Regions from separate parts of the Homo sapiens genome. Here region 1 is linked to region 2. A link is an interaction called in ENCODE POLR2A ChIA-PET data of the cell type or tissue named here. Cell type or tissue: PC-3. All regions are shown on one strand. Each heading gives the region's core, and the rest is flanking DNA. Links, peaks and the distances in the headings are about the cores only. Region 1 has its middle 20 kb from the start of MED13L. Region 2 overlaps MED13L (mediator complex subunit 13L).

Region 1 (16,382 bases), core at 5,195-13,194, 150 kb before region 2:
TCAAGAATTTGAGGCCAGCCTGGCCAACATGGCAAAACCTTGTCTCTACTAAAAATACAAAAATTAGCTGGGCGTGGTGGCATGCGCCTGTAATCCCAGCTACTCAGGAGGCTGAGGCAAGAGAATCGCTTGAACCCAGGAGGTGGAGGTTGCAGTAAGCCAAGAGGGCACCACTGCACTCCAGCCTGGGTGACTGAGCGAGACTCCGTCTTAAAAAAAAAAAAAAAAAAAAAAAGAAACCAAAATGCTAACAGAATTGCTTCTGGGTAGTGAGGTCACGAGTGGTTTTTCCACCAGCTTCTTTATCTTCTTTCTCTACTTTCCATTCTTTCTATAATACTTATTTTATAATCAAAGAAAAACATACGGTAAAAGCCAGAAGGGAATTGAGTAGTTTTGCAGGCTAAGGTTTCTTATTATATAGAGAGATTCTGGCAATGAAGGACTAAGTGAGGCATAGCAGGGCTGTTTGCAGAGTGAGGGAAGGAAAACCACATCCTAAAGGATCTTCCATCTCTCAAGGTGGCTGTGCAGCCTCAGCATAGCTGACAAGTAGCAAATAGTTGGAGTCCTCCAGGTATATAGTGGGAAGCTCACAAGCTATGTGGCTTTGAGCAAATTAACCACTCTGACCTTCACTGTCTTCATCTGTTACATGAGGATAATAATGCCTCATAATACCTCATACTGAATTGTAAATTTTATTTAATTTGCATTGATTTCAATGCCTCATAACAGAGGATTCAAATTCTTTCAATCGTATGACAAATTGACCTAGGGGGCTGGAGATGCAACAGTGACCTAAGAGACAAGATCCCTGATCTTCGACATATTTCATTCTAGTAGAGGGTTAGGGTGGGGAGCTGAGTTGCCAATTGGAGGAACAGCAAGTGCAAAGGCCCTGGGGCAGACAAAAGCTTGGGGCTTTACACCAGAGAGGGGTCTTACGTGCCTGGAGCTTGGTAAGTAGGTGGAGAATGGGAACATTTGTAGGCTGGGGTCAGGCCTTGCAGGCCTGGGCAAGGAACTTGGATTTTATTCTAAGTACAATGTGAAGCCACTTAAGGGGTTTCGGCAGCAGACTAGCATGATCTGATTTAGGGTTTATGTCTTAAAAAGGCCACTCTAGCTGCTGTGCAGAGAATAGATTGTAGGAGTATGCAAGACGATCAATACGCAAAAGCACTTAACTTAAATTTGGGTCTGGCACAAAGTGTCTTAATAAGTGGTAACTATTTTTCATTATTATCCTCATTATCCTTATGATTATTACTACTCTTTTGTCTGCCTAGAGCTGGTTTGGGGATCTTAGACATTTTGCTTCACATGATATTGACAAAGCATTCAAACTAACCAGTGAATTTTTCAAATTTGCTTTTCAGGTGTTTTTATGTCCTCAGAGAGGTGATGGTTAAAAGCCAAAAACAAGCAAAACCTGCAGCCAAAAAGAACAGTAGACAAATTCCTGAATCCAATACGGTTTCATCCTTCAGGGGTAAGTGCTGGTTATCTTGTAGCTCAAAGAGGACTCTGGCTCTTGATTACAAGTTTCAATCTCCACCAAAGTCCTGGCTGAGCACAGACCCTGTTGTGAAATCCAACATATTTGGACATATTTAAAAATACCTCCCTTCCTCTCCTACCAACCCCTCCTTCCTGCAGACTCAGATCAGAGATGACTGTCTCTGGGAAGCCTCCTGTGATCCCAGGCCACTCTCCACACCACAGCTGTGTCCTCCTATGTTCTTGGGGCTTGAACAGGGCCACATAGCATAACGTCACCACCTCAGTGAAGGTGAATTTCCTCCACTAGACTCTGAGTTCCTAGAGCTAGGCTGTTCAGTATGCTGGCAGTAGCCATGTGTGGCTATTTAAACCTATGTTGAAATTAGTACAAATGAAATGAAATTTAAAATTCAGTTTCTCTATCACATTAGCTTCATTTCAAGTCCTCAGTAGCTACCAACAGTGGGTACCATATTGGACAGTGCAGATATGGAATATTTCTATGATAGCAGAAAGTTCTAGTGGACTGTGGTGCCCCAGGCAGCAGGAATCATGTTTTATTTATTAGTTTTGGACTAGCAAGGTGCTTACCACGTAGATCTGGGCAGTAGGCACACCTGGGTTTAAATGCCAGCTCCTAATCTTACTAGCTGTGTGACATGGCCATGATCAACTTCTTTGTACCTACCTCACCATGTGGTCGTGACGCTTATATAAATTAAGACATATGGAGGGTTTAAAACAGAGCCTAACAGGGGCCGGGTGTGGCGGCTCATGCCTGTAATCCCAGCACTTTCGGAGGATTGTTTGAGCTCAGGAGTTTGAGACCAGCCTGGGCAATATAGTAAGACCTCATTTCTACAAAAAGTCAGAGAAGATTAGCCAAGCATGGTGGTGAGTGCCTGTAGTCCAGCTACTTATGAGGCTGAGGTGGGAGGATTGCTTGAGCCAGACAGGTTGAGACTGCAGTGAGCTATGATTGCATCAGTACACTCCAGCCTGGGTGACACAGTGAGACTCTTGTCTCGAAAAATAAAAACAAAACAGAGCCTAACCCCTAGCAAGCGTTAGCTACTATTAATATCAAATTCATTAAAGTCACCAATACATAGTAGGCCCTGTTAAATGTTTATTGATTGCCTGAACAAATGAATGAAAAAAACGACTGAATGAATGGCCTTTATTTTTGGCTTTAATGAAAGCAGAATATCTCTTTTGAAACCAAATATGATTGCTATGAATAGTAGCTTCTACTTGTTCAGCACTTACTGTATACCAGGCACTGTGCTGACTGCTTTCTACAAATTTCTCCCGACGGCCTGATAAAGGAGGAAGGAGGTTCCGTTGTTAACCACCCCTTTTCACAGATGAGGAAACTGACGCTCAGAGAAATGAAGCAATTGCCCTCCCCAGGGAGAAGCCCAGAATTTGAAGCTATGCCTCTCTGACTCGGCGGAGTTACTATTGCATCTAGATTACTGGCGGCCAGGATTGCTTCTAGAAGTGATCTTGCCTTCCTGGCTCTCTCTAGTTCTTCAGTCTCCAAGGAGTGGGTGGATTGGGGGGTGAATACAGGCAGCCGCTGTGATGCGCTCCTTCCTCCCTGACCTTTGGGAAGGGTCTGTGGCTCCCCCATTGTGAGCACACACCTGCAAGGAGGAAGGCAGGCTGCTCAGTTTTCTTTCCTGTTCACAGAAAGACTTTTGACCCTGGTTTCGCGGATTCTTTTCTTCCCTTATCCATCCCCAGGGCGCCAGCCCCTCTCCCCGTGCCCACCCCTCTCCACCTCCCCACGCACACCACGGAGCAATGGCGGAGCAGCAGACAAGGGCGCCTTTCTTCAAAGTGGTTCGCCTTCCTCTCATAAATTCTCAGCGCCAGCTTGATTGGCTGCACGAAAGGGAGCTAGGCCCCCACTCTGCTCCTCAGATACAAAGTGAGTTGTGTGCAGTCTGCCCACGTGAGGTCAATCACAGGGGCCCGCTCCTCTCAGAAATCCCAAAGGACAAAACACTAAAGAGCCTGGTCACAGGATCAAAATTATCTATGGCAAGACAAAGGAAAGTAGATAGCCGAGAAAATCAAGACAATGAAGAGGCAATGTGAATGAGATCTCTCCCTCATTCCTAACCTGAGGACCTGAAAGATGCTTAACCCTTTCCCCCGCCTAACCTTTTAGCTTCCAGCCAAATAGAGTCTACCCACAGATGAAGATTGTGCCCAAACCTTGAGGGAATGGTCCCAAATTCAACCATTCCTGGTGTTTCCTTTTGCCACTTTCAAGAACTTGCATTTCCCATAGAGCATGATTCCAATGTTTCCAATTTTTAGGCACTAAAATTAGTCCAACTGTGTCTTCTAATTCTGTAGACACAACCCAGCTTGTGCAAATGTCCCTGTCTTCCATTTCTGGGTGGATTTTTGCATATTACAGACTGCCAATTTTGTCGAGTGTTCTTGGGGGAAGACAGAAGTTTAAAATCATCTAGCTGCTTACCGTGAATCAAATACTGTGGGGCCCAAAGTTCTGGTTTAGAGAGAATGCTGCACATAGCACCATCACGAAAAAGAAAAACACAGACAAATGTCCTACATACAGCACACGTGGTAAGAATATGAACAGTAATTTATTGAACACTTACTATGGACCTAAGCATTTCCCGGGCTTTTCTTTATTTGGCAGAATTTTATTTGATCCTCACAGCAATCCTCCCTCTGAGGCAAACAACATTTTTATCACCATTTTATAGAATAAGAAACCCAGGCTCCTCAAAGTTAGGTCATTTGCCCAAAGACGCAATGAGAAATGAATCCTACTGAGATTTGAACCCAGATCCCTCTGACTACAAAGGCTCTGAATTAAGCACTGAATTTCGGTATGTAATAAGTAGTAGTTGATATTATTATCACAAAATACAACATATTATCTGTAAAAATGGAAAGGTATAAATTCAGGCAACAAAATTGCATGTCATCTGTCATACTTTTTTAAAAAGGATAAGCAGGCTAGGCACGGTGGCTCATGCCTGTAATCCCAGCACTTTGGGAGGTAGAGGCGGGCAGATCACTTGAGGTCATGAGTTTGAGACCAGCCTGGTCGACATGGTGAAACCTCATCTCTGTCAAAAATACAAAAATTAGCTAGGTGTGTTGGGACATGCCTGTAGTCCCAGCTCCTCGGGAGGCTGAGGCAGGAGAATTGCTTGAAACTGGGAGGCAGAGGTTGCAGTGAGCCAGGATCTAGCCATTGCACTCCAGCCTGGCCAACAGAGCGAGACTCTGTCTCAAAATAATAATAATAATAATAAAATAAAAATAGAGGATAGGTAGATGATAGCTGGATAGGAGGAAACATGTTAGAACAATCTTTGTCAAAATGTCTAGTGATTTTCTCTTGTGATTTTTTTGCTTTCCAGCTCCTTCCCCACCCCGACCCCCGCTTGGTGCTTTCCTTTGCTTTCCAAGTGTTCTCCATGAAGCATGTATAACTTGTACCATTAGGAAAGAAATGCGTGTGTGTGTGTGTGTGTGTGTGTGTGTATGCATGTGTGTGCACACACAATGCATGTGTGCTTTAAAAGCAAAACGGAATAGAGAAAATGGCAAAACTAGGCCAAAGAAAGCTGGAATCTCAGTTATGTAAATCCTGCCCAAAATGGCAATTTGGGGGAATGTAAAGTCATCCCAAGCCCTGATGAATCAAAAGTCCTAAGCCATCTGCCTCCTAGACCAAGTGCAGCCAGGTGCCGGCAATGTGAGAAAACCCTTTAAACAATGCTCCAGAGAGTGTACATTTCCCTAGAGGGGGAAAACAGAGACTGGTAGAGCTCACCTAAGCAAAGAAAAAGGTTTCCTTCCTAACAGACCCTCCCAGGCTATTGCGTTTGCTGCTCAGATTCAGGCAGCCCCAACTTTATCAAGAAACACCAGAGCAGTCAGAGAAGGGGCAGAAAACCTTCAGCCTGGCCCCCAAGACAAACCCCTAAAAGTCTGGCAGGAGGCAGCCTCTCTGATTCCAAGCCTATATTTTTCATTTCTTGTTTTAACAGTCATAAACGCCTTCCGATGCCAAAGCAGAACATGACTTTAATCCAGATAAAATAAAATTCCTAAACCCTGAAAACTATACGGAGATTTACAGGCCAATTTTAAAAAGCGAGAGCCTCAGTCGCTTCCAAGAGCAGCACATTCCACATAGCCGGCCCTGGGTGCAGCCCCGTGGCCCTGCCTCCTGGGGATGAGGTCCCAGGACTTGCCACTCAGCCCTGAAATCCACAATCTCTTGGCAAAGTGACAGCAAGCAAATGCTGTTCTGCGTGTGGACTCTTCTCAGATTCCCGGGCTCTGGGGTCTCTTGGCTTTCAGGAGTCCTAATATGTTCCAGCTCCCCTCTCTCTGCCTCCCCTCACCCCCAGCTGTTGCAGAAAACCACAGTCAACCTCTTCTGGCTCTAAGCAGCCAAGTTTTCTCTAAGTAAACACAGAAAGTAGGAGAAGATCAGCTCTGTTCCATTCCCAGCACTGTGGGTTGGGTCAAGGCTGGCCAGGCAGCAACCCTGAGAATCTAGCTAGGGTTGGTTCCAGGGTAACCATGGGCTGCTGCCACTTAGGGGAGCCTTACTATGTGCTAGATGCTTTATTAACCTGATCTCATTGATTACTCAGGAGTTGCTATTAATCCCATGAGATTGGACCTTTACCTATTGAATTTAATCTTTTCGCCCCTCTAGGTTCACTCATCCTTTTGTCCTCCTACTCTGAACCTTTGGGGCTGAGCTGTTCCCGTTGGCTCCCTGGCCCTCTGGCCCCTAGTTGGGTTTGTCTAAGGAGAGAAGAGGCACTGGCAGGAGATCGGAGGAAGGAAGACAATGAGTTTGGGACACTTGTCCCCCACACTTCTCCTTTCTATGTTGCCATGGACTGGCTGTGCCTCTTCCAAATGCCACATTTCCTGTTGGGTGACCTTCTCCATACAGCTCCGCCTTTTCAGGTTTGGCAATTGACCCTTCTAGTCCTTGCAAGCCCAGGGGTAGTAACAGCACCTCCCTTTGCCAACCCAGGTATCACACTCTACCCTGTTGATAGTCCTAAATTCTGCCCACACCTGTGCAAATAATCTCTATGTTAAACTCTCCTCAAATTACTCAGTTTGAGTGTGCCCTCTGTTTCCTTCCAGGCTTTTAACCAATGCATGTGTATCGTCTCCAGGTTATAGATGAGGAGATGAAACTCAGAGAATTTAAGTCACCTGCTCAAAGTCGATTATCTGGGATTTGAATTTGGGTTGGCCTGACTCCAGAGTCCCAGCTCTTAATCTCTTAAATACTGTATAAAAAAATAAAATAAACTATTATTCAGTGCCCACTATGTGTCACACAGTTTGCTAAGCACTCTGTGCCTTTATTTCACAATGTCTCGCAAACACTTTATTGTAGGTACTACTTACTATCCCCATTTTACAGATGAGAAAACTGAGGCTCAGAAAGGGGGCTTCACCTGCCAAGTCCACAAAGTTAAAAAGGAGCAGAGTCAGGCCAGGCACGGTGGCTCACACCTATAATCCCAACAGTTTGGGAGGCTGAAGTGGGAGGATCACTTGAACCCAGGAGTTTGAGACCAGCCTGGGTAACATAGTGAGACCCCATCTCTATGAAAAATAAAAATAAAAAATTAGCTGGGCATGATGGCACATGCCTGTGGTCCCAGCTACTCAGGAGGCTGGGGTGGGAGGATCGCTTGAGTCCAGGAGGTTGAGGCTGCAGTAAGCCATGATCATGCCACTACACTCCCTCCTGGGTGACAGAGTGACATCCTGTCTCAAAAAACAAACAAAAAGGATCAGAGCTAGTACACGAACCTAGGGCTGCCCCAGCCTTTTAACCACTTCAAGTTCTGTATTGCAGAGGGGTCAAAAACAGATCTATGCTGCAGCTGGGAAATTAGTATGAGGTGGGACTTGGGTCTTAGCCTTGCCCATCTCCTCAATCCTAGAAGCTATCTTATCAGGGCTGCCCTCTAAAAACACCCCTCTGCACTGTGGTGTCCCACAGAAATCCACAGTATACTCTCTGCCTTTCTCCCCAGGCCCCAAGCCAACTGTTCCTAAATCACTCGGCTGGGTCCCCTTTCTTCTCTTGTTCACCTTAAAAGGCCACTCCCATCTGTCTGCCTATCATCATCTACTTTATTAGTTTTATTAAGGTATAACAGACATGCAATAGTCTGCACATGTTTAAAGTGTACAGTTTAATAATTTTAACTTATGTGTACCCCTGTGAAACTATCCCACAATCAAGATCATTAATATAGGATCATTCCCAAAAATGGCCTCATGCCCCTTTGTCATCCCTCTCTCCTGTCCCACATCCCAGTACCCAGGCAACTACTGGTCTGTTTTCTTTCTAGAATTTTATAGAAATGGAAACATACAGAAGTTTCTTTCATTCGTGTAATTAATTTTAGATTCATCCATGTTTTGTGTATCAATATTTCATTCTTTTTTGTGAATGAGTAGTATTGTGTTGTATAGATAAACCACAGTTTTTTCTTCCTTCCTTCCCTCCTTCCTTCCTCTTTCTTTCTTTCTTTCTTTCTTTCTTTTTCTTTCTTTCTTTCCTTTCTTTCTTTTTCTCTTGCTGTTTCTTTTTTCTTTCTTTCTTCTCCTTTCTTTCCTATTTCCCTGTCTTCATTCACCTACCTATCTTTCACTTTTTAGAAGTAAGCCTATTTGGAAAGATGTCCATCACAGTGTCTATATTTAATAGCAAAAATAGATCTAATGACCTACATCTCAGCCTAAAGGGAAAGGAGTAAATAAAGTTTGTTTACACTCACACAATGGAACACTATACAGCCATCAAAAAGAATGAGGTAGTTTTATGTGCTATCAGACTACAATGAGCCAAACTGTGGCCAGTCTCAACCAAAGAATCACATACCAAAGAATCACCAGCATTGGAAAATAATTGATATCTGAACTGAAGCCTCTTTGAGCAATCCGTACGATCCTCAAGTCTCCCTCATTGTAACAGCTACTTCCTTAAATGCTTCTCCTCATTTCCTCCCAATTTCAGTGTGGGCTATTATATTCTTTTCTTCAGGCACTCTTTCCTTCTTCATTCATCCACTCCTCCCCACTTTTTTTTTTAATTGTAAGAGACAGGGTCTTGTTGTATGGCCCAGCCTGGAGTACAGTGGTGCCATCATACCTCGCTGCAACCTGGAACTCCTGGGCTCACACCTCAGCCTCCTGAGAGGCTAGGACCACAATCAGGTGCCACCATGCCTAATTTTTTTTTTTTTAATTTTTGTAATGATGACGGTCTTGCTCTGTTGCCCAGGCTGGAGTGCAGTGACACCATCATAGCTCACTGCAAGCTCAAACTCCTGGGCTCAAGTGATCCTTCTGCCTCAGCCTCCCAAAGAGTTGGGATTACAGGCATGAGCCATTATGCCTGGCCTTACTCCCTTTTTGATCTACTCTGTTCTACCCCAGGTGGCTTCAGGTCCTTCCTTGTGCAAATTGCAAGTCAATGTACTCACTCTTAGCTTCTCCAGTCCCTGATGGGTCCAACAAAAGGTCTAGGGATTAGGGAGGCAAAGGCAGAATCTTCTTTAGAAGAAAGAATAGGTGAAAAGTTGATAAATACTTAGTGATATTTTCATCCCTGATATATGCATACACATACACACACACACACACACGAAGATGCCTATGACACGTTGTTGAGTGCAGAAAACAAGTTGCAAAACACTCATCACACTTATAATACCTCATTTGTTTCCTTCAGAAGCTTATGAAGTCCCAAAGGACAAACATTGTCCCCTGTAATCCAGTGCCTGGAGCATGGTAGATCTTTAAATATGCTGCTTTTATTGCTTCATTAGATATTTTTCAACATGTTAGTAGTGCATATCATGGAATGATGGAATTGTAGGTCATTTTCACTTGCTCATTAATATTCTTCCATATTGTTTGAATATTTAATGGAGAGCTTGCGTTTCTTTTCCTTTTGCTCTCTCATTTTATCTTATTTATTTACTTGTTAATGTTATTTTTATAATCTAATAAAGCAAAAAGCTTTTTGAATTAAAAAAATGTGAATGGAATGGTGAGAATTTAAGGCATTTCCTTCTAGTAGGGAAGAGAGATTTGGAGACTTTTGGCACCCATTAAATTACATCCATTAAGTAATACTGTGGGAAGGAAAACAAAACTCAAGCATCACAGTATCAAACCAATCCTTCAAGTTAGCAGAACCTCTGTGTTTACTTGGTGCATGCAGCCGCCACACTGACCCTTTCTCCAGCTTCCCTAACAGACTGGGATCTAGCCTGCTTCAGCTCCTCCTGTTGGTTTCTTACAGACTTTGGACCTCATCTGATGAGCTCCAGATACAGAGTCCACTGCGATAGCCAGAAGGGCTGTGCCATTCTTGTTTCATAGATATCCAATGTGCCCTGCCACTGTCCTTGATTCAATGGAAAACTGAAGAAATGGAAAGAAAAATTACTCACTGACACCTGGATAGTATGTTTAAAGTTTCTTTGCTTTGAATAGTTCTGTCTGCCCATTCATCCATCCATTCATCCATCCATCATTCATCTACCCATTCATCCATTCATCCATCCTTTCATCCATCCATCCATCCATCCATCCATCATCTATCCATCCATCCATCCATTATCCATCCACCCACCCATCCTTCATCCTCCATCCACTCATCCTTCATCCTCCATCCCTCCATCATCCATCTTCCATCCTCCATCCATCTACCCATCCATCCATTTTCCATCATTTATTCATCCATTCATCTGACCTCCATCATCCATCCATCTCTCTTCGCCTACTATCTATCTACTCTTCCATCCATCTGTCTATCATCTATTATCTATTTCTTTATACATAGGTCCCTCCTTTTCCTTTGACAATCTTTTACCTGGCCATTGATGCCAATGAGGCCAATGGATGTTAATATTCTGGTATAGCTGGAAAAAGATACAGATTAATAGTAAATATGATTCTCTGCTAAGAATCTGTTGGTAACCAGGCACCAGGCACAATGTAAAGAAATCAGAAAGTGCTAAGCTCATGGCCTGACACATACAAGTGGGAAAAAACATTCCTTTGAGTTCATTCCCTTGTTAGTGCTTGTAATTACAGATCTTTGCTACTGCTTCAATGAAGCCTCATGCGTTCATAACAACTGGTGTGAAGGGCAGGTTAAGAGGTCTTTCTGTATTAAAGAGACTGTTTAGAATCCTTAAACAAAATGAACCTTTATTCCTTTTGAGTACAGAGGAGACCCTGACAAAGAAAGGGTTTCCAAGTAGTAGTACTTTTCTTCTGCTCTAATCAACATTTAAAACTCATCTGGATTTGGCAGGAATTTATTTGGGTAAGAGTGAGGTGCTAAAAGCCTTACGGCAATTTACTCTTTTGAAGACATGGAATGCGCCCTGTACAATCTTCTTGACACAGTTACTCTGGTAAACTTTTCTTCACAGGTAGACTAAAGGTAAACTGCAGCTCAGGCCAGGTTGAATTATAACAAATGCCATTATTAGCACAGTTCAAATTAATGAGATTTTCCTTTACTTTAGTTTCAAAAGAGGCTAAAAGCCACTTAGTAACTCGATACCTCTTGTGAATCTCATTACTACAACAGTTTTTAAAACACAGTTTGGTCTTTGGTTACCATAGGAAATTGAAAAGGTCCAATGACTATGTTCCATTTTGGATCCAAGTTTTATGTCCAGGAATTCATTTAAGTTTGATGATTCTTTAATTTAAAAAATCCCCCACCAATGCTGGAAAAAAAATCTATTAACACACAGTGAACACATGAAAGGGATACTGACCAGTCAAGTCTTTATAAGCTGAAGAAGGGATAGTGACCAGTTTATTGTCTGAGTTCTATGCAAAACCAAAGATGAAAAGTAAACAAAACTTTCAAACTTTACCGTGTTTCTCTCCAAGCTCCTGCTGGCCACAGAGGCAAAAGTTTTTCCTTGTGTTTTATGTCTGGCAACCTCTTAAATTAAGTTGGATTTGTCCCAAGAACCAAATAACAAAATTAATTCATGAACTAGGGCCCTCCAGAATGTCTTTTTCTTTCATTTTGTTTAGTTACTTTTATAGTCCTTTCTTTCTTGGAAGTAATTTGGATTTGATTGCTTCTTCGTGAAATTCTAATGTCAAGACTGTGTCTAATTTCTGTTTTATGAAGAAATCTGGAAACTATACAAAGGAATGAATTGAGATGCAGAGTCAAATAAAATCTGTAATGTGATAACTCTATCAACTCTGCCTGGAAAGATACTGTATTTCAATTAGATCTTGAGACATGTTCTTACATAAACTGACAGCATCTGATTGACAGTGTTCATCTTCCTGGAAAACACAATTTACAAGGACAAGGTGGTGAGCTTGGTTCTGTATTCCAAAGGTACATTGGGTTCCTTGCCTCACCTAAGCCAGAATTGAAGTATGATGTAGCAGACAGGCTTGCTCGCACATTAAATCAAATTGCAAACGTATTAAAAATCCCCACCAAAAAAAAAAGGTATTTAAAATGTAAAGTAATAATAATGATACTTAGCATTTAAACAGTACTTTACATCTTCAAAGCACTCCATAAACATCGGTTCCAATTCTCCAGGCGTGCGAGTGGTCTTTGATGTGGAGAAGAGCTCTGCGCACAGTGGGGGAGATAAAGCTATATCCAGAAGAACTGGGCCCAATTAGCTAATTGTAACACTTTCATTTCTTTCCCCTGTTCAGTTTCATTTTTTTTCCAACTACCTTTTGTTCTCATTTAGATCCCTCACAGGGTCACCTACGCAGGCCTACTGGTAGTAACTAGGCTTCCATCCAAACCCATCCACAAGCCCCTTGCTGCATTCTTTCCCCAAGTTCACAGTGAAATAGTAATAACATAATACTAATAAACCAAAGTTCAAATGTATTACAATTTGATTTCTTTTATTCTCAGAGTTTGCCTTTCCAATTTTTCAATGCAGTAAAATGTCCTTTTATTTATAAGATGAGAGAAGGTACTGTGTTTTGTAGATAGTAGCTTTGGTTTTATTTTGATTTTTGATTCTTTCTTAGCAAAACAAGAAGTTGTCAATCCTATGTCAGTTTCCACAATTCTCTCAGGAGACCAGGAGACTGGACGCCTGTAACAAATCCAATAATTAGGGAGGCGCTGGTCTTGCTGATTCTGAGCCCCTCAGCAACATGGATTTGATATTCATCTCCATCAGTAATACTCAGTGCAGGCAGGGCTGCAGTGAAGCAAGGACCCTTCTGAAGCAGGTAACCTCCCCCACTCTTGGTGGAAGTATAAATCAGTATCACCTTTTGCAAAAACCTACCAAAATTGCAATCTTTCATGTCTTTTGACCCACAATTCTACTTCTGGAAGTTTGTTTTAATGAAAAACTCATGCAAGTTTGCAAATAACTATGCAAGCTCATGGATGTAGCCTTGTTTGTAGTAGTGAAAAACAGAGGAGCACCAAGGACCCACTAATAAGGGAATGGTGGAGTCAGGTGAGACACACCCAGTAGTGGAATCCATGATGTTGTCTTGCGGGTTAATGATATGTATCTACTTGCCCTCACGTGGAAGAAGGTCCATGGGGCTCATTCATCCAACACACATTTATTTTCTTTTATTTGTTTTGCTTTTTTTTTTTTTTTTGAGACAGAGTCTTGCTCTGTCACCCAGCCCGGAGTGCAGTGGCGCAATCTTGGTTCACTGTAACCTCCACCTCCTGGGTTCAAGCAATTCTTGTCCCTCAGCCTCCCAAGTAGCTGGGATTACAGGTACATGCCACCATGCCTGGCTAATTTTTGTATTTTTTTTTTTTTTTTTTTTTTTTTTTTTTTTTTTTTTTAGTAAAGCCCAGGTTTCGCCCTGTTAACCAGGCTGACCTCAGGCTATACGCCTGTCTCGGCCTCCCAAAGTGCTGGGATTCCAGGAATGAGCCACCATGCCGGGCCCCCAACACACATTTCTTGAGCATATACTATGTGCACGGCATTGTCCTAGGTAAAAAAGATGCAATGGTGAACAAAGGAGACCATGTCCTTACATTCTAGTGGGAAAGATTTCACAAGCAAATAAATACATATTATCAGGCAATATATATTTCTTAGGTTAGGAAATAAAAAGCAAGAGGCAGGGAAAAAACACTTTGGAAAACAGTTTAGTAGTTTCTTATAAATATATATACTTACTCTATGACCCAGCAATCTCACTTCTGGGTATTTAGCCAAGAGAAATGACAAAAAGGTATTTAAAATGTAAAGTAAGGGCTGGGCACGGTGGCTCACGCCTATAATTCCAGCACTTTGGGAGGCTGAAGTGGGCAGATCACGAGGTCAGGAATTCGAGACCAGCCTGGCCAATATGGTGAAACCCCGTCTCTACTAAAAATACGAAAATTAGCCAGGCGTGGTGGTGTGCACCTGTAGTCCCAGCTACTCAGGAGGCTGAGGCAGGAGAATCACTTGAACCCAGGAGGTGGAGGTTGTAGTGAGCCGAAATCGCCCCACTGACTCCAGCCTGGGTGACAGAGTGAGACTCCATCTCAAAAAAAAAAAAAAAAAAAAAAGTAAAGTAATAATAATGACACTTAGCATTTAAACAGTAAAACTAAACTAACATTAAAACTTGTATGTGGATGCTCATAGTAGCTTTATCTGAAATCGTACCAAAACTAGAAACAACCCTAATGTCCTTCAACTGGTCAATGGATAAACAAACTGTGATACGTCCATGCAATGAAATATTATACAGCAGTAAAAAGGAATGAACCATTGATCCATGCAACAACGTGGATGGGCCTCACATGTATTATGTGAAAGAAACCAGATACAAATGGCTCTGTGCCTTATGATTTTGTTTATATGACATTATGGGAAAGAAAAATTGGACAGAAAATAGAGTAATCATTGCCAGGAGCTAAGGATGAGGAAAGTGATTGACTACAAAGAAGCAGGAGGGAATTTGGGGTGGGGAAGGTGTTAATGGAACTGTTCTAAACCTTGATTATGGTAATGCTTATATGACTACAGATATGTTGTCAAAACTCAGAGAACTACACTAAAAATGGCGGGTTTTACTACATGTAAATTACATCTCAATAAACTTAAGGAAAAACAACAAGGTGCAAAAGGAATATAAAGGATGATTCCATTTTTGTAAGTAATAATAGTAGTAACACACGTTAGAATATGTTTAGAAAAAAATTTAGATGAATATCCTGCATGCCAAATTGTTAATAGTAGCTATCTGGGTTGGGAAAAGGGGTGTTTCATTTTCTAAATTACATATTTCTTTGATGTTTGAATATTTTATGGAGCATGTGTTACTTTCAAAATTAGAGAGAAAATCAGATTATTATACAAAATTTAATTCCCAGTGCTAGCCAGGTTGCTGTGGTGGGGGCACAGAACTTACTGGAGATACTTAGACTATGATTTGATCCTAATTCTGGCTCGGGAAGCAGTTGTCTGCTTCAGGTGCTGAAGATGCAGTTTGACCCCTGCAGCTCCTCAGGAAACCTACAAAACTCCCTCCTCTGTGGTCTGGTGACCCCCGACCTCACCCCAGGCCAAGCGGCAAAGTGCTACTGTCCCCTCTCAGCTGCTGGTGGGAGGTACTGGCGCTCCTGCTCCCACGGAAGTGAGTTTTTCTGGACAGAGGTAGAGTGAGGCTTGGAGTTGACAAGGCCCTCGTCCTCCTGCCAAGGAGAAGAGCTGCCTGTGGCCCAAGGTGGTTTAACGCCTCTGATGATAACAGCTTAGCATTTATTGACACTTACTTTATGCCAAGCACTGGTGGGGGCTTACTGTATAGTACTGGATTATTGTGTATTCCTTCATTCAGCAAATATTTGTTAAATGCCAGCAACGTTATAGGCATTGTGGATATGGCAGTAAACAAACAGGGGAAAAACCCCTCAAGACCCTGCCCTCAAGGGGTTTACATTCTAATAGAGGGAGCGGAAGACAGGCAAAAATATATAAAGATAAATGTATGATATGTTAGGTGACTTTAATCGTCTCTCCATTTTTAAAAAATTATTTATTTATTTATTTATTTATTTATTTTTGAGACAGAGTCTTGCTCTGCCACCCAGGCTGGAGTGCAGTGGTGTGATCTTGGCTCACTGCAAACTCCGCCTCCTGGGTTCAAGGGATTCTCCTGCCTCAGCCTCCCGAGTAGCTGGGACTACAGGCGCCCACCACCACGCCTGGCTAATTTTTTTGTGTTTTTAGTAGAGACGGGGTTTTACCGTGTTAGCCAGGATAGTCTCAATCTCCTGACCTCGTGATCTGTTTGCCTCGGCCTCTCAAAGTGCTAGGATTACAGGAGTGAGCCAACTGCATCCAGCTTATTTTTTATTTTTGAGACTGAGTCTCACTCTGTTGCCCAGGCTGGAGTGCAGTGGCGTGATCTTGGCTCACTGCAACTTCCACCTCCTGGGTTTAAGTGATTCTTCTGCTCAGCCTCCCGAGTAGCTGGGATTACAGGCACCCACCACCATGCCTGGCTAATTTTTGTATTTTTAGTAGAGACGGGGTTTCTCCATGTTGGTCAGGCTGGTCTCAAACTCCTGACCTCAGGTGATCTGCCCGCCTTGACCTCCCAAAGTGCTGGGATTTCAGGTGTGAGCCACCGTGCCCAGCCTAAAATTTTTTTCTTTTTTTGAGACCAGAGTCCCACTCTGTCACCCAGCCTGGAGTGCATTGGTGTGATCACTGCTCACTGCAGCCTCAACTGCCCAGGCTCAAGTGATCCTCCCACTTCAGCCTCCTGAGTAGCTGGCACCACCAGCATGCACCACCAGCATGCACCACCAA
Region 2 (16,382 bases), core at 3,084-11,083:
TTGTTAAATCTCTGTCCTAACACCTTGCTAATGGAGTTTCTTCGTGATACCTTTTAAAATAATTTTCTTTTTCATTGAGGAGGCAATTTGAAGGTAGGATGTGAAGAAACATTTTCACTTAAAGCATTTAACAGTTCTGACATTTCTATAGTAACTTAAGATGTCTTTGATCTCAACCAATTATATATGAAAATTGACGTCCTTATGAAGACCTCTTATACACATTTATTTTCAATAACAGAAATTCATAACTAAATATCTCCCCTCCCCACCCCCAAGAGATTTTGCTTGCTAAAAGCCTAGTTAAGATGAAATTTATGGGACTAGTTTATTCTCTGTAGTTTTCTCATTTCCCCCCTCTTAATCTTCTGGTCCTCTGAAGTTTTCCCATTTTTTAACAATAAGATGTTGTGATAGACCTCTGGGGAGTAGGTTGGAGTCAGAGACAAAGTTGAACAGTAGTAGGGGCATCCACACGAGTCCCTACTGTGGGCCTAGTGTAGTGCTAGGTGCTTTACGTACCATAGCTCTAGTTCTCAGAACATCTGGTAGCGATATATTATAGGTTGCATTTACAAAAGAAGAAACTTAGATTGAGAAAATTAAACGACCTACCTAAGGCCACACACCCCTGAAGTACCATATGTGGGTTTCAAATCTAGACTAAACTACTTTCAAAGCTTGTATCTTTCCGTAATTCTAGGTTGTCCATAAATAAAAATAAGTTTTCACTATTTTCTGGCTTAGAGCTGTACAAACAGATAATAATAAGAATGAGGAAATGCCAGATGTGAGAATGGTGTGCCTCAGTTCTGTGGGAGGTCAGAGAAACATAGGTTATCCTAAGTGTCAGAGGAGCTTGTATAGGAACACTTAGCGAAGTTGAGTGGCAGAGGTGCAGTGGAGGAGTAGTGGAACACGAGAGCAGAATGGAAGCTCAGACCCGGTTGTAGGAGGTTTAGAATGCCAGCCTGGAGCACTGAGTCTTTCCCACCTCATTGATTATAGAAGTTTAGTTTACTAAATTATGACAAGATCTAGATGTAACAAGAAGAGTAGAAATGACTTATTTTTTGCCTTCTTGGATTTGCTTTCCAAGACTTTGTTGTAATAAAATTTGAGTACGTTGATAAGCTGGCACTGCTGTAAGGGAAGGTAGGCTCTGGCCTTAGGCGGACACAAGAGAACTAGACACTTGGTGGTTTGTTACATGTTGTGTGAAGTTAATGTCCAGTGACACAGCCTGCATGGTCAGCCAGAAAAGAGATTTGGCTTAGGGCCATGCTGGTATCACAGCGATCTCAGCGTCAGCTCTGATTCCAATTAGGTCTTTACAGAGATTCTTGCATTTAGAGCCATTCTTTTGACAACTAAATCTGTCCATGTGTGCATTTATTAAATGTGTATACTTGGGTCTAATTTTGTATTTGATCCACTTCCAGAGAAATGAATTTATTCATTCATTAAAAATGGATACATTAAAAAAATGTAACTATCAGAGGGCAAAGTGAAAGAAATATCACACCTTTCTTTTTCTGTCTTCCATTTCTTCCTCAGCCCTTTAAAAATATGTTATTTTATCATTCATTTATTAAACATTTTTTATTGCCAGCTAAGCTGCAGGCACTATAGGGGCATATGAAAGGAACTTAATGTCCACTTACTCATCTCTAGCCAAACCATTCTCAATGCCTAACTCTTATTTTCTGTGTTTTTATTCATGTTGTTTCTTCTGCTTAGGTCATCTGTATCAGCGTCTTTCCTTAATCTCCCTGTTTACTTATTCTAAATGTTACCCACCCTTTAAGGTCTGATTTAATATTATTGGGAGATTTGGCATTTAGGTGAAATGTAAAACTCTTCTTTCACAAATACCGGATACTGTTTTTTAAGTAACTTGCTTGTTAGTAATCATTTGACTTTTTGGGCATAGCCTGAGCTGTTCTTTTTAGAGCCAGCCTTCTTTGTCAAATGAGAATTAAAAAAGAAAAATGCGGGAAGCATGTTTCACAGATGGAAGATGAGGTTAATCAATCAAACATATTATCTAAACCATGCAGAATTCCTTTCTAGGGTTGTTGGGGGAATATATTTAACAATAGGTCATGACAGCTGAGCTCTAGACAATTCCTTCTGATCAGCCTTTAATTAATCTAGTGGGGTCTAAGACTTAACTGTATATAGCTAACTATAATACATGACAAAATATGAGAAGTTCTAGAATATAAACATAATCAAGAATGCCTTAAGTCAGGAAAGAGGGAAGTTAGTCTACTTGGAGGGATATGAGGAAAGTCTTATGGAAAACATGACATAGTAATAAGCAGAGATGGGAGCAGGGTAGCCTATTCTGGGCACATGGTACGGTGCATGAGCAAAGGTATGAATACCGGATGTGATCAAAGTATCTCAAACAATGAGTTGTTAGTGGGTAGGAAATAGAAGGAAGTATACAGAGAAAACTGAACAAATAGGTGGGACAAAAATAGTACAGTTATAAGATCATTAGACTATTTTTAGTGAGTTTAAAAACATGATCAGAGCCATGCTTTAGTAAGGTGACAGAAAGTGGTAAGAGTGGATCGAAGGCAATACTGAGGAACAGATCTACATGGCTAGTTGAAGACAAGTGAAAGATTTCAAAGTGTGGTTATTGATTGGTTAGACGAATAGAGTATTACATTCCCCATCTTCTTAAAGCAAAGCCTCCTTTCTTAGGAGGTAACCTAAATTCCAATAATTTCTCCTTTCTTTTATGCTCCTCTTTCCCAAAATAAGAAAATCAAGATAAACTACTTATATCTATATATATCTATATCTAGCTCCGTATATATATATATATATATATAGATATCTCCATATATATGGAGATAGATATAGAAATAAAACAAGCAAAGAAGTTTTTAGTATGGATTGTCAACTTGACATCACTTTTTCAGTGATTTTATCTTTAGCTGGTTACTATATAAAACACTTTTGTCATTGACATGAAAGTTTTTCAAACTTAATTTTTCTCTTTTTCCTTTTTGAGCCACTTGCAGTAGCACTCCTCATTTTGTAGGAGAGAAGTATAATCCCATTTATAAGGTTCACCATCAACAATTATAAATAATTTTAATATATGGCTTTGTGTAGTTCCACAAAAATGTATTTAATATTGGCTTTTTTTAAAAGCAAAATATAATTGTAGGGGAGACGGTTGAGTTATTTGCACACTAAGTGAGAAATTCAGGAAATACTTGAATTTTATTAATCTTCAGAACTAAATAAATGTCTGTATATATGTGTATGTTTATATACATGAATGAATGGAAATGAATGACTTTAATACCAAATCAGTCCTAGCTGCTTGAACCCCCGCCCCCCTCCACTCCCGCCCCCCTCTTTTTTTTTTTTTTTTTTTTTTTGAGATGGGGTCTTGCTCTGTAGCCCAAGCTGGAGTGCAGTGGCATGATTTTGGCTCACTGCAACCTCCTGCCTCCCGGGCCAGGAGAAGTGATTCTCCTGCCTAAGCCTCCCAAGTAGCTGGGATTACAGGTGCACGCCACCAAGCCCGGCTAATTTTTTTGTTAAAAAAACCTCATCTTTTAACAGTATATATGATAATTACATGTTACTCAATAATATTATGGGTAGTTTTTTAAATTAGCTTTTTTTAGAATTATGAAATTAGCACATGTTCACTGTATATTTGAACAATATAAGGATGAATGTTGTAAAAAGTGTAAATACCCAACCGTTCTTCTTGTAAGGTAGAAAAATTACAGTTTGGTATATTACAGATAGGTTCTTTGAAAGCCTGGAAAGAAATCTTTAGCATATCGTGCTGTCAAGATGTCTTTAGCAGAGTCGTTAATACAAGATGACCTTTAGGTTGCTTATAAGTTAAAGACTGCTCTGTCGCCTGCAGTCATGTTTATATGTATGAACATATTTCACCATACTTTTTACAGAGGTTATATTTGGCAAGGATAACAGTAACAGTAAAACAGTTTTGTTTTACTTTTTGTTGCAGCTGATAAAAATTATGATGTGAAGAGTCTGATACTATAAAACTGTCTGGTTATTTCTGTAAGTTTTAAACTGAAATTTATAGCCATACCATGAAGAATATGAAATTCTTAGATGCAGTATAATGTTGCCAAATTATACAAGTAAAGTCAGGTGTTAATATTTATTTTTTTACTATTTGAAATGATAAATGATATCAGAGTTTTAGGACATGGTATCCCTGTCATTTGTAATAGGAAAAGCTAAGAAGCTTGACTATCTTTTCATAGTTTGACTGCAGTGTACACTGGATTAGCCACTCTTATAAGCACAGTTTGCATAATAAATGTTTGTTGAATATTGGTTAAATGGATATGTGTTATCTTCTCTGAGGCAATGGGCCCTGGACTATATTTATTATTCCTATATCTCAGTAGTACCTTCTTAGGCATAGTAGGGCCACCATAAATATTTGAGTAGTTGTTTTTGTTTTACTAGATAAATATTTGGTAGTTTTTTGTGTATACTTAAACTCTTCATGATGAGTTGAGGCTATTTAGAGATTTTTGGTTTTTTACTTTTTTTTTTAATTATTATTTTTGAGACAGAGCCTTGCTCTGTTGCCCAGGCTGGAGTGCAGTGGTGCGATCTTGGCTCACTGCAACTTTCGCCTCCTGGGTTCAAGCAATTTTTGTGCCTCAGCCTCCCAAGAAGCTGGGATTATAGGTGTGGACCACCATGCTCAACTAAGTTTTGTGTTTTTTAGTAGAGATGGGGGTTTCCTCACGTTGGCCAGGCTGGTCTCGAATTCCTGGCCTCAAGCAGTCCCCCCTGCCTTCGTCTCCCAAAGTGCTGGGATTACAAGCGTGAGTCACCATGGTTGGCTATTTAGGGAATTTAATCAAGATTTAAAGCAGGGTGTCCAATCTTTCGGTTTCCCTAGGCCATGCTGAAAGAAGAATTGTCTTGGGCCACATATAACATACACGAACACTAAGGATAACTGATGAGCTTTAAAAAAAAAAAAGGAAAAAACAAAAAACAAACTCAGCTGGGTGCGGTGGCTCACGCCTGTAATCCCAGCACTTTGGGAGGCTGAGGCTGGCAGATCACAAGGTCAGGAGATCGAGACCATCTTGGCCAACATGGTGAAAGCCCATCTCTACTAAAACATAAAAATTAGCTGGGCATGGTGGCACACACCTGTAGTCCCAGCTACTTGGGAGGCTGAGGCAGGAGAATCGCTTGAACCCAGGAGGTGGAGGTTGCAGTGAACCGAGATTGCGCCACTGCATTCCAGCCTGGTGACAGAGCGAGACTCCATCTCAAAAAAACCAACAAAAACAAAAAAATCTCAAAATAGCTCATAATGTTTTAAGAAAGTTTACAAATTTGTGTTGGGCTGCAGTCAAAGCCGTTCTGGGCCTCATGCGGCCCGCGGGCTGTGGGTTCAACAAGCTTGATTTAAAGTCTGTTTGCTAGTGAATTTTAAAAACTTTTTGGGGTCACAAATAGAAAAGAATTTGGTTTATTTGGTTTATTTATTGCAGAGAACCTGGAACATACGATTAAAGCATGCCTCTATGTGTGGGGATTTTTTTTTAAACTTCATGAGGCTTAGACTAAAAATGTGCTTGAGGCCAGGCACAGTGGCTGTCACCTAGATTTAGTTCCAGCGCTTGGGGAGACCAAGGCAGGAGAATTGCTTGAGGCCAGGAGTTCAAGACCAGCCAAGGCTACTTAGCAAGACTCTACAAAAATTTAAAATAAATAAATAAATAAATAAATAAATAAATAAATAAATAAATAGAGTTGAGTGTGGTGCATGTGCCTGTAGTCCTAGCTCCTTGGAGGCTGAGGTGGGAGGATCACTTGCACCCAGGAGTTTGAGGCTGTAGTGAGCTATGATCGCACCACTGCACTCCAGCCTGAATGACAGAGTGAGACCTTGTCTCAAAGAGAAAAGAAAAAAAAGCGCTTGAAGCAACTGCTGAGGAACTGTATGCCATTTATTTTAACAACTGTATAGAAGCAGGAAAGCCTAGAATTTTAGTACTGGAAGGTACTTTTTAGATGAGCTAGGCCAAGCATCCGCCTCCCCTGGGCTCGGTTCCAGAATACCTGTTCTAGGTTGCTTTTCAGCCTGTGATGAGGAAATCTTTGTATGCACACCATGGAGTCCTTTTCTTAAGGATATGTAGTGATGTGCATAGAGATTGAGTATCAGGATTCCTTGTTAAGGATTTCCATCTGCCATTTAGGATTATTATTGGTTTGGTTGACATTGGCATTGCCTTATCAAACAATAGATGGTAGGTGGAAGTTTCGCTACCCTGTTTGGTATGAGGCAGATATTAATTTGTTGTTCTGAAGAAGGTGATGTTGGATAAGCCAGTTTTATTTAAATGGCCATATGAAGAAAATAGGATCATAATGTGAAGTCAGTGTACTGACAACAGAGTATGTGCGTATTTTGTGAGATGCACAGATACACGTAATTACCTTATAAGTGGTATGGGATGAATTAAGTGGAGCAACCATGGGACAGAAACAGTACAAGTGATGCAGTGAAGTGCAACTTGAAGCGGTGTTGTAGCATAAATTTTGATTATTAGATAGCAGATAAGTTAAATTCCTTAGATACGGTAATGTACAGCAGCCAGAGAGAGGTTATTTCATGTTGCTAATTGCATATCAGATTCAGTGCCCAGATGACTTACCTTTTGGGAAAACAAAACCCACTCACTTTTATGGAACATATTCTCTGCCAGAGACACTATTTTAAGCACCTTTACGTGTTATCTCAGTTAATCTTTAAAAATGTTTGCATAAAGTAGTTGGAGTTTCAGAAAATGTACTCTGAATTCATAGTAAAAACTACAGTAGGTCAGCTATTAGTTGTATTAGCCACATTGATTAACCACAAACATGCAGAACTTATATTGAGCATGCTTTGAGCCAAGATTTTATGTTTTGGGGTAAGCTTTTTCTTTAGGGAATTTTTTTGTGAGGAAATAGATTTGGGACAAAGATTCTCAGACCAAACTCAGTTTTGGAATCACCCAGAATTTCAGAAATGGGATCTCAGTTCACTATCAGGGTCGAACTGTTGGGAGCTGGGCCCTTTGGGACAGTGAAGGACAAGAGATGGGGGAAATTTGAGGAGTAGTTGGGCACCACCCTTACTTCTCATCCAAAATTAGGATGTGGACTTTATCGGTGATGGCTGAGTTTCATTTAGTAATGAGGAAAGGTTTTTGTGAAACATTCTTTTAAATGGAATCACATGAGTTAATGGTGTGAGTATTTCAGGGCTGTGAGTTAAGCTGTTGGGGCAGTGAAATAGCAGGAATTTCTCAGCTCAGTCAGAATCCTTTCTTGTGTGCTGTGTATGGAACACAGGGGCAAAGGAAAGGCCAAGCAAAGAGAAACTGCCTGTGTGCCTGTTCTGTGGCTCTGGGTAATCACCTGGCTTCTATTAAGTTCTGTAGTATTGGTGAAATAATTGGGGATTTAAAGGAGGTGAACCAGTGTGTGGTCTCTTTTAGCCAATCCATAACCTTTAAGGTACAAGTTGCTGTGATTTTCTTCTTGGAAATAGTTTTTGTATATTCATTTTTCATGGTTTAGGATCTGTAACTTTAATATCCTGTCTATGAATATGAACAACCTAGTGAGGTCCATCCTTCTCTAGAGATATAAGTAATCTCAATTATTCTTCCTTTCTTGCTTTGCGCTGCAGTTTGTTTTCATAGTGACATGTAGCAAGTAGGATCATTGTTTATATCGGTTAGGCCACAAAAGTCATTTAATGAAAAATTTGATGGAAACATTTTAGAAGGGAGTCCCAGAGAATAACGGAAATGAGTCAGCTCTGAGAGGAAGTATAAATTAATGTGATATCAGCTGCTGTGGACAAGCCGGGAACCTAGCTAATGTACTTAATGTTGTTCCTGTAGCACAACAACTTTCTGGATTCCAAATCGTTGACTTACAATTGAAACTTCAGGACACACCCATTATGAATTGGGATCTAAGTAGACTTTCAAGAAGCAGGAGCATGCTAAATTTCTGTGGCTCTGGTAATCATTCATTCATTCTTTCTTTTTCTCACTTTCCCTCTTTTTTTTTTTTTTTTGAGACAAGGTGTTGCTGTGTCCCCTGGGCTCAAATGATTCACCCCTGCCCTGCCTCGGCCTCCCTGAGTGCTGGGATTACAGGCCTGAGCCACTGTGCCTGGCAGGTGTACTATATTTTGAAAATTTCTTGAGGTCCTTTAGTATCTGTATTTCTTGCCCAAATGTTTATTCTACAGTATGTAAACAGTAAAGAAAATAAACCAAATCTGGGCATTTCATCATCAGTGGTTAGCTACTGATGTAGTTCAGAATTAAGCAGTCAACATCGATTATAGAGTCATTTGGCCGAGAGCAAACCTGTAATTCTTTCTGAAGCCAGCAGACCCTGAGCCCACGAAACTTGTCAGTAGATAAGATAAAACAAAAGTCAGTTTTGAGTTCACCTGTTTGATTTGAATATAAGCAAGAGCTTGGTTGCTTGGAGTTCTAATAATTAACTACACTGTAAGAATAGTTTTAAATTTTAAACGTATAATTCCATCATATTATAATGGTCAATTTAATAAATTTGACTTAACATTGCTTTTAAATTGTGTGTAATGTAAAAGTGTCACTTTATTTTTATGCACACATACATCAATTGTGCATACTTGAACTTAGTAGTAAATAAAGTGAACTTTTTTTTTTACTTTTATTTTTTGGAGACTGGGCCTCACTCTTGTCGTCCAGGCTGGAGTGCTGTGGCGCAATATCGGCCTGCTGCAACCTCTGCCACCCCGGTTCAAGCGATTCTCCTGCCTCAGCCTCCTGAGTAGCTGGGATTACAGGTGTGCACCACTATGCCTGGCTAATTTTTGTATTTTTAGTAGAGATGGGGTTTCACTATGTTGGCCAGGCTGGTCTCGAACTCCTGCCCTCAGGTGAGCCACCTGCTTCGGCCTCCCAGAATGCTAGGATTACAGGTGTGAGCCACTGAGTCTGGCTTTTAATGTCTTTTGTCTTGGATAGGGAACAGCTATAGGACTATTGCTATATGCTTACTTGATAAGAGAAATTAGTTGTTCACAAGTATTTGAGTGCTACTATTTACCAGGCACTGTTTGAAGCTTTGAGAATAAAGTAGTGAAGAAAACAGACTAAAATCTTGGTTCCTGTGGATTTTTAGCTCTGGTAGAGAAGATAGTAAAGAAGTAAACACATAAAATATACCAGATGCTGATTAGTGACATGGAGAAAAATGAAGCAGTGAAGGAGGATGGTTGCTATTTTAAGTAGGGTAGTCAGAGAAAGTCTGATTGGGTGGCATATGAGGTGAGACCTAAAAGAGGTGTGGGGATGGATATCTGTCAGAAGAGCATTTCAGGGAGAGAGAACAGTAAATACAAAGGTCATCGGGTAGAGTATAATTGGTCTGATGAAGGACCAGTATGGCTCAAGTGGTGTGGGCAAGGGGAAGAGCAGTGGGCGTGAAGCTGGGGTAGGGTGTGGGGGACAATTTATGAAGGATGCTAAAGACCAGAGTGGAACCTTTCTCAGAGTTGAGAAGCCATTGAAGGGTTCTGAGCAGACCCAGTTAGCTCATGAGTGAGCTAACTTAACCATTTTAAGGGATTCCTCTAGCTACCACATGGAGAAGACACTGGGTTGGGGAGAGCCAGCACAGAAGCAGAGGTCCCACGGGAGGCTATTGTCATGATCCAGGTTGATGATGGGGACGGCTTCCACCAGAGTCCCTGTGGTGAGGGTGGTGAGAAGTGCTCACGTTCTAGATATCATTCTGAAGGTAGAGCTGGCTACCTGGATGTAGACTGTCAAGAGAGTTAGGATAAAGCAAAAATTTCAATACATTTATAGAAAACTGCCAACACTTTGGCACTGCTCAATTATTTTATTTATAGAAATAATAATTTTAAAAATCTGGATACAAAGGAATAATTGTATTTGCATATTTTGTTACTGTGTTTTCAGTTCGTTTTGTATATTTTATATATGAAGCTATCTGTGTAACCCTATTTCTGGGTCAGATTTCTATATATGAAAAAAATCAACTTCAGGATTATAATACAGTGTACTGCTGCTGCCACCTAATGTTTATAGCCCTTCATTTATATAATTACAATAACTAGTTATGCATAGCTTTAATATTGGTTTGAATACAGAATGTTAACAGATTAATTGTGGCTTATTTAATTGCCTTCATATTAGGTACCTAGTATGGATATTTAATATGATAACTGAATTGCCTTGTCATAAGGTTGTGGTTTGAAGGTTAATTTTATTGGCATCTTGATCTCTGTGTTGAATTCAGTTCAACACATATTTATTTGTTGTGCTTAGCCCTGTGTGTCTCTTTGCTCTCACGATTAGAGACAGATTTTAAAAAATCCACACATTTAAACAAATAATGAAATAATTACCAGTTGAAGGAAACAAACAGCACAACAGACATAGCTGCCCCTTTGGACAAGGAATTTATAGTCTAACAAAGCAGATGAGTATTTAGAAATTAATTAGATTAAATGTGATGACTATCATTTCAGCCACTTTTCCTACAGAGTAGGATGGACTTTAGTTAGAAGCCTCCCTAAGATAAATTCAGTTGTTGCAAGACCTGATGTTAGTAATGCGATAATTTGTAAGTCGATGCTGAATCAGTTTCTGCTCCAGAGAGATTTAACTTTAGGGATGACTGATTGTTGTTGAAAGTTTTGTTTTCAAACCAGTTTTTGTAATTACGTACTTTTCTGGGTCCTTTTTGTAGTTAGACTTGGATGTGATGATTTGCTTCCTCTAACATGTTCCTTTCCCGGTAGCTGCTCTGTTTAAAAACCTTAGAGATAGCAACATTTCATGAGAGATGAAATAATTTTTGTTTGTATCTATATATGTGTGTGGGTACACATATATGTACATATCTGTAAAACATCCTCATTTGTCACTGTGTAACTAGAGCTCTAAAAATACTGCTAGAACAAACAGTAACACTGGTAATGAATCCTGAAGATAGATTCAATAGTCATTGAATGTTTAATGTATCCCAGGACACACATTTTGTGAACTGAGGATATAACCTTGAAACAAACAGGCAAATCTTTACCTTCATTAAACTTACACTCTAATTGGGAATGGGATGAGGAGGTAGACAATAATCACGCATAAATATTAAGTATGTTACATGGTAGTAAATGCTCTGGAAGAAAATAAAGCAGGATAATGAGAATAGAGCATGCTGGGAAAGGGGGGGAGTATGTTTTTGTTCACTTTATGCAGATTTTTCTTTGTGACAATTTTGTTCCTAGGTGAGTTATAAAAAGAAAGTATACTCTTAAAATAGTTTTAAAGGTCCTGTCTGCCTTTGGAAACTGTGTTAGTTGGCATTCATCTATTTATCCAGCAATTTTTTTTTTTTTTTTTTTTTTGAGATGGAGTTTTGGTTTTGTTGCCCAGGCTGCAGCGCAGTGGCACAATCTCAGCTCACTGCAACCTCCGCCTCCCTGGTTCAAGTGATTCTCTTGCCTCAGCCTCCTGAGTAGCTGGGATTATAGGTGTGTGCTGCCATGCCTGGCTAAATTTTGTATTTTTAGTAGAGATGGGGTTTCACCATGTTGGCCAGGCTGGCTTCGAACTCCTGACCTCAGGAGTACTGGCATTACAGACGTGAGCCACCACACGCGGCCTATCCAGCAAATATTTAAAGCACACTCAGCAAGCATATTGTTAATACCGTTTGCTAGGTACTATGTGCGACAAAAGAGATAAACGACATATTCTCTACCCTTGAGTTTAAAATCAGATTGGGAAAATATTTTTTATAATAATATTTTATGGTAACTGTAAGAGGGTCATTTATCCTTTTTCTTAAATGAAGGTAAGTGTAAAAACATTTTTAAAGCTTTGATGTTAGGTGACAAAACATTTCAATTTTGAACTGGGATCACTTGGCGGATTTATAATACTGACCCCTGAAAGGCAGTATTTTCTCTAGAGAATGTGATACCCTTCTTTGAAAAAAGAAGAATCTGCATTATAATGCATTGTTTCCAGGTGAGTGTAATTTAGCGAACCTATAAGTTTTCATCAATCATCATTGAATTGCTGTGTGTTTTATCTTTTAGTTTATGCAACAGTGACATATAGGACACTGTATAAAGTTTACTTTTTTCAAACCGTGAAATGTTGGCATAGTTAAGATTTGAGACGCATACTCTGTGATGTTCTTGACTCAGGGGGTCTTTGCTTAGCAGTGTGAGGGCTTGGCATATAAGTGCATTTATGTTTTTCTAGTGAAAGTTCAGTGTCTCATCTACAGTCCAGTCTCTTCTTGACCACTTTTATTAAAACAAAGGTGGTAATCATTGTGGATTCAGAAATTCCAGGAATATGTCTCAACTATGTTAGGTTTCATGGTGTCCTTCATTAACCAAATGTGTGAATCACCCTGAATTTAAGCAGTTACTAGTCAAATAGGCACTTAAGGGAGGTTTGATTTGAAATCACTTTTTTCTTCCCTTTCATCTTAAATACTAAAGAGAACATCCCAAGTCAGAGATTTTAGTTATCTTAAAACACTTTGAACTTTACTGGCTTAGAATGATTGGTTAAACACAATGAAACAAAAAATGCTGCAGAATAAAGTGTTCACACATTTCACTGTCAATGACTAACATTTGCTTAGAATTTTCTGTTAGGTCACAATATTGCAGATGTTTTTTGAGGAATTATGACTTGACCAAGGTCAGACATGTGTTAATTGAGCTTCCCCAGATTTGTCCTGATGGCCACAAACAAGTCTGTGGGAAGACAGCAGCAGCTTAATTTACCACCCACCTTACTGAATCATAAAACTCTAGAGCTAGATGGAACCCATAAAAAGACGCTGTAGCTTTGTGAGCATTCCAGCTTGGCCGCTGCTTCCCTTGCAGAAAAGAACATTGAGAGAGAATTCCAGGGACCACCCAAGAGGTCTTCAGTTCTTTCACTTTCTTTACAGCTTCAATGTTGTTACCACCCTTCCCTGTCCTGTACTCCAGTCCCTGTACGTAACAGCAACAAACCCTGATATGTAAAAAGTCCTTGAAAATTATTGAAATTAAAATTTTTTTCTCCTAAGTCTAGGCTTTAAATACCTAAACAATAGGGCTATGTTTTATAAAATTTATTTTGTAGAGTATTTAGATCCTTCTAGATTTTAACAAATATAGAATTGAAATAATGGGTTTTAAAAATTTATGTCAGGCCGGGCGTGGTGGCTCACGCCTGCAATCCCAGCACTTTGGGAGGCTGAGGCGGGCGGATTGCCTGAGGTCAGGAGTTCGAGACCAGCCTGGCCAACATGGTAAAACCCTGTCTCTACTAAAAATACAAAATTAGCCGGATGTAGTGGCAGGCGCCTGTAATCCCAGCTACTCGGGAGGCTGAGGCAGGAGAATTGCTTGAACCTGGGAGGCGGAGGTTGCAGTGAGCTGAGATCGCACCATTGCACTCCAGCCTGGGCAACAAGAGCAAAACTCCATCTCAAAAAAAAAAAAAAAAAAAAATTACCTCATTATAAAGGTATAAAAGTAACAAGCATTTATTGAGCTCTTACTGTTTCCAAGGTACAACACCGTATTTTTTAGACAAGTTTATACAAGTTGTCTGTATTCTCAGAAATACCATAGTCTAGATGGAGGCAAAATAACGCTGGGTGCAGTCTGCTGCTTAATCTTCAATATAAGAATATACTTGGAAAGCTTGTTAATAGATTCCAAAGCCTGTTTCCCTGGGATTTTAATGTCACTTGGAGTACCTCATAATTTATGAGTACTTCAAAATTATGAGTACCTCATAATTTTTACCCAGCTTTCACATCCTCTGTGATTCTGAAACCCCGTGAGTTTCCAAAGGCCCATACTTTGTTTAATACTGGTGTTACAAAGCAGACCAGAGTTTTCTGTTTCTAGCTCATTCATTTGTTATCTTTTTGGCCTTGAGAAAATTACATAATTCCTGTTACTTGATTTCTATATCTGTAAAGTGGAGATTATATTTGTCTACCTCATAAGAGTATTATGGAGGTGAATTATGTTATTGGAACACAAATTATCACTGAGTAATTGATAGCTACTGCCATTGTTGTCCTCATCTTTATCATACCACCACCACTACTTCCATTATCACTACATCATCATTCATCTTAGTGACAAGAAGGATGCACAAAATAGCGAACAATGTCAAGCAGCAGGTGTAGGAATGGCATAGACAATATCTGGTAGTTTAGAGATGCTCAAAATTTGGGCTGCAGTGGCCTGAGATGTTCATACAGGGAATGAAGAATGAAAAGGATTTAGCCATGTAAAGACAGAGTTGGAAGGAGAAGACTATTCCAACACAGAATTATTTCAAAATAACTTATTTTTGGTTTTTAAATTTTTACTGATGATTTACCTCAATTGTCTTCTGTTTATGTTAACTTAAAATAATTGGTGTGGTTCACCTAGGATCTCAAGTTTATTCAGGAAAATCAAATGTTCATGAAAGTGTGCATGTAATATGTGTTACTATGTTGTGAAGGTCACCAGTTTATGTTCACTCTTATTAATGTAAACACTTGATTATATTATGCTTCTAGCTACTATATGATTATAAAACTGAAATGGTTTTATAGGTTAAATATAATCAAAACTATAGCTGATAAAAATACAGATTAAGAGCATAATATTATATGCCACCTGATGTTTACTTGAACGCAGGTTTCTGTTCATAGCAAAAATTTGGTACTGACTTCTTAGAAACAAATCTGTTTAATTTTGGCTTGCCTGTTCTGTGGATGGTGTGATGACTCAAGTCTTCCACCATTTCCTCTTGTTTGAAATGCTGTAAAACTTTAGCATAACTTACTGTGGCTTCATTTGGCGTGAATGCATCGTTCTTTCTCTCTCTCTCCCTCTCTCTCATACACACACACATACACACTTATTTTTTGGTCTGTGTTCTCTTCTCATTAGCCTTGAGATTGTGTGGTGATACTCAGTTATGAGAAGATCATTCTGATGAGCACAAATAAGCATTAATTTTAAGCTTAAGGATTTTCTAGAGCCCCAATTTGAGAAACACTTATTTGCATGGTAGATATGAAGGGACCATAGCACTTAGTTCAGTTTCCTCATTAAACATCAAGAGACACAACAACAGCCAAAAGAATCTTTGAGGCCGGGTGCAGTGGCTCACGCCTGTAATCCCAGCACTTTGGAAGGCCGAGGCAGGTGGATCATGAGGTCAGAAATTCAAGACCAGCCTGGCCAAGATGGTGAAACTCCATCTCTACTAAAAATACAAAAATTAGCCGGGCATGGTGGCGGGTGCCTGTAATCCCAGCTACTCGGGAGGCTGAGGCAGAGAATTGTTTGAACCCAGGAGGCGGAGGTTGCAGTGAGCCGAGATCGTGCCACTGCACTCCAGCCTGGGCAACAGAGTGAGACTCTGTCCACCAAAAAAAAAAAAAAAAGGGAATCTTTGAAAAACAGCCCCACTTGAAGCAGCACAGTGGCTTCTGTGTATACTGAACATAGTTTCTGGATAACTCATCAAGGATCACAAAACTGATCAGCTAGCCTTTGTGTATCTGATTGACTTATACTAAAGTTTCTTCCTGCTTTAGGGACATGTACTTGCTCCTCTCCCTATTTGAATAGCTATTCCTTCATCTCACGAGCCTGGTTCCTTGATAGCATTAGGTCTTAGAACAAATACTACTTCCTTATATTATAGTGTGATCTTACCACTTGCTCCAGTTATCCTTTGCTGTGTAACAAACCACCCCAAATTTGGTGGCATAAAATGGCAACCATTTCATTATGTTCACAGGTTCTTTAGGTCAAGAATTTGGAAAGGGCATAATAGATATGGTTTGTTTCAGCACTGTGATGTCTCGACCTTCAGCTGGCAAAGCTAGTATAATTGAATGGCTGGGTGCCAAGATCATCTGGAGGCCTTTTTATTCACATTTGTGACTCATGTGAGGGCATGGATGAGCTAGGATTGTTGACTGGAGTCCCTACAAGTAGCCTTTCCATGTAACTTAGGCTTCCTTTCAGCATAGTGGCCTCAGAGGAGTTAGATTTATTACTCAGGACTTTCAGAGCGAGTGTTCCAGTGAATGAGATGGAAGCTTGCATGGCTTTTCTAACCTACCCATAGAGATTATGTGTTGTCACTTGCTTTTTTGTTTGTTTGTTTGTTTGAGACGGGGTCTCGCTCTGTTGCCTAGGCTGGAGTACAGTGGCACAATCTCAGCTCACTGCAACCTCTGCCTCCCAGGCTCAAGTGATTCTC

Evidence for each region. ChIA-PET counts read pairs that join two places held together with the same protein. Peaks named below come from ENCODE experiments on the same cell type or tissue, not always from the same donor. Only the 100,000 strongest peaks of a DNase experiment are listed, where the experiment ranks them.
Region 1: POLR2A ChIA-PET joins it to region 2 with 10 read pairs; 4 of 35 experiments call an interaction of 5 or more read pairs at or near these places.

What each region holds. Positions count from the first base shown.
Region 1 is chr12:116,289,371-116,305,752 of GRCh38, reverse strand. No RefSeq gene overlaps it. Among named protein-coding and RNA genes, the nearest start is that of MED13L, 20 kb to the right of the region's middle. In PC-3, for the core only: a CTCF peak has its summit at 6,595; no DNase peak of the experiment used is centred there.
Region 2 is chr12:116,135,077-116,151,458 of GRCh38, reverse strand. All of the region lies in intron 2 of MED13L (mediator complex subunit 13L), which reads left to right. It overlaps MIR620 (microRNA 620), which reads left to right and starts at 2,805; the gene lies at 2,805-2,899. RefSeq lists a cis regulatory region at 8,973 and an enhancer at 8,901-9,045. In PC-3, for the core only: a CTCF peak has its summit at 10,167 (motif pointing left); a DNase peak (open chromatin) is centred at 7,918; H3K4me3 peaks cover 1,258 bases; H3K27ac peaks cover 2,028 bases.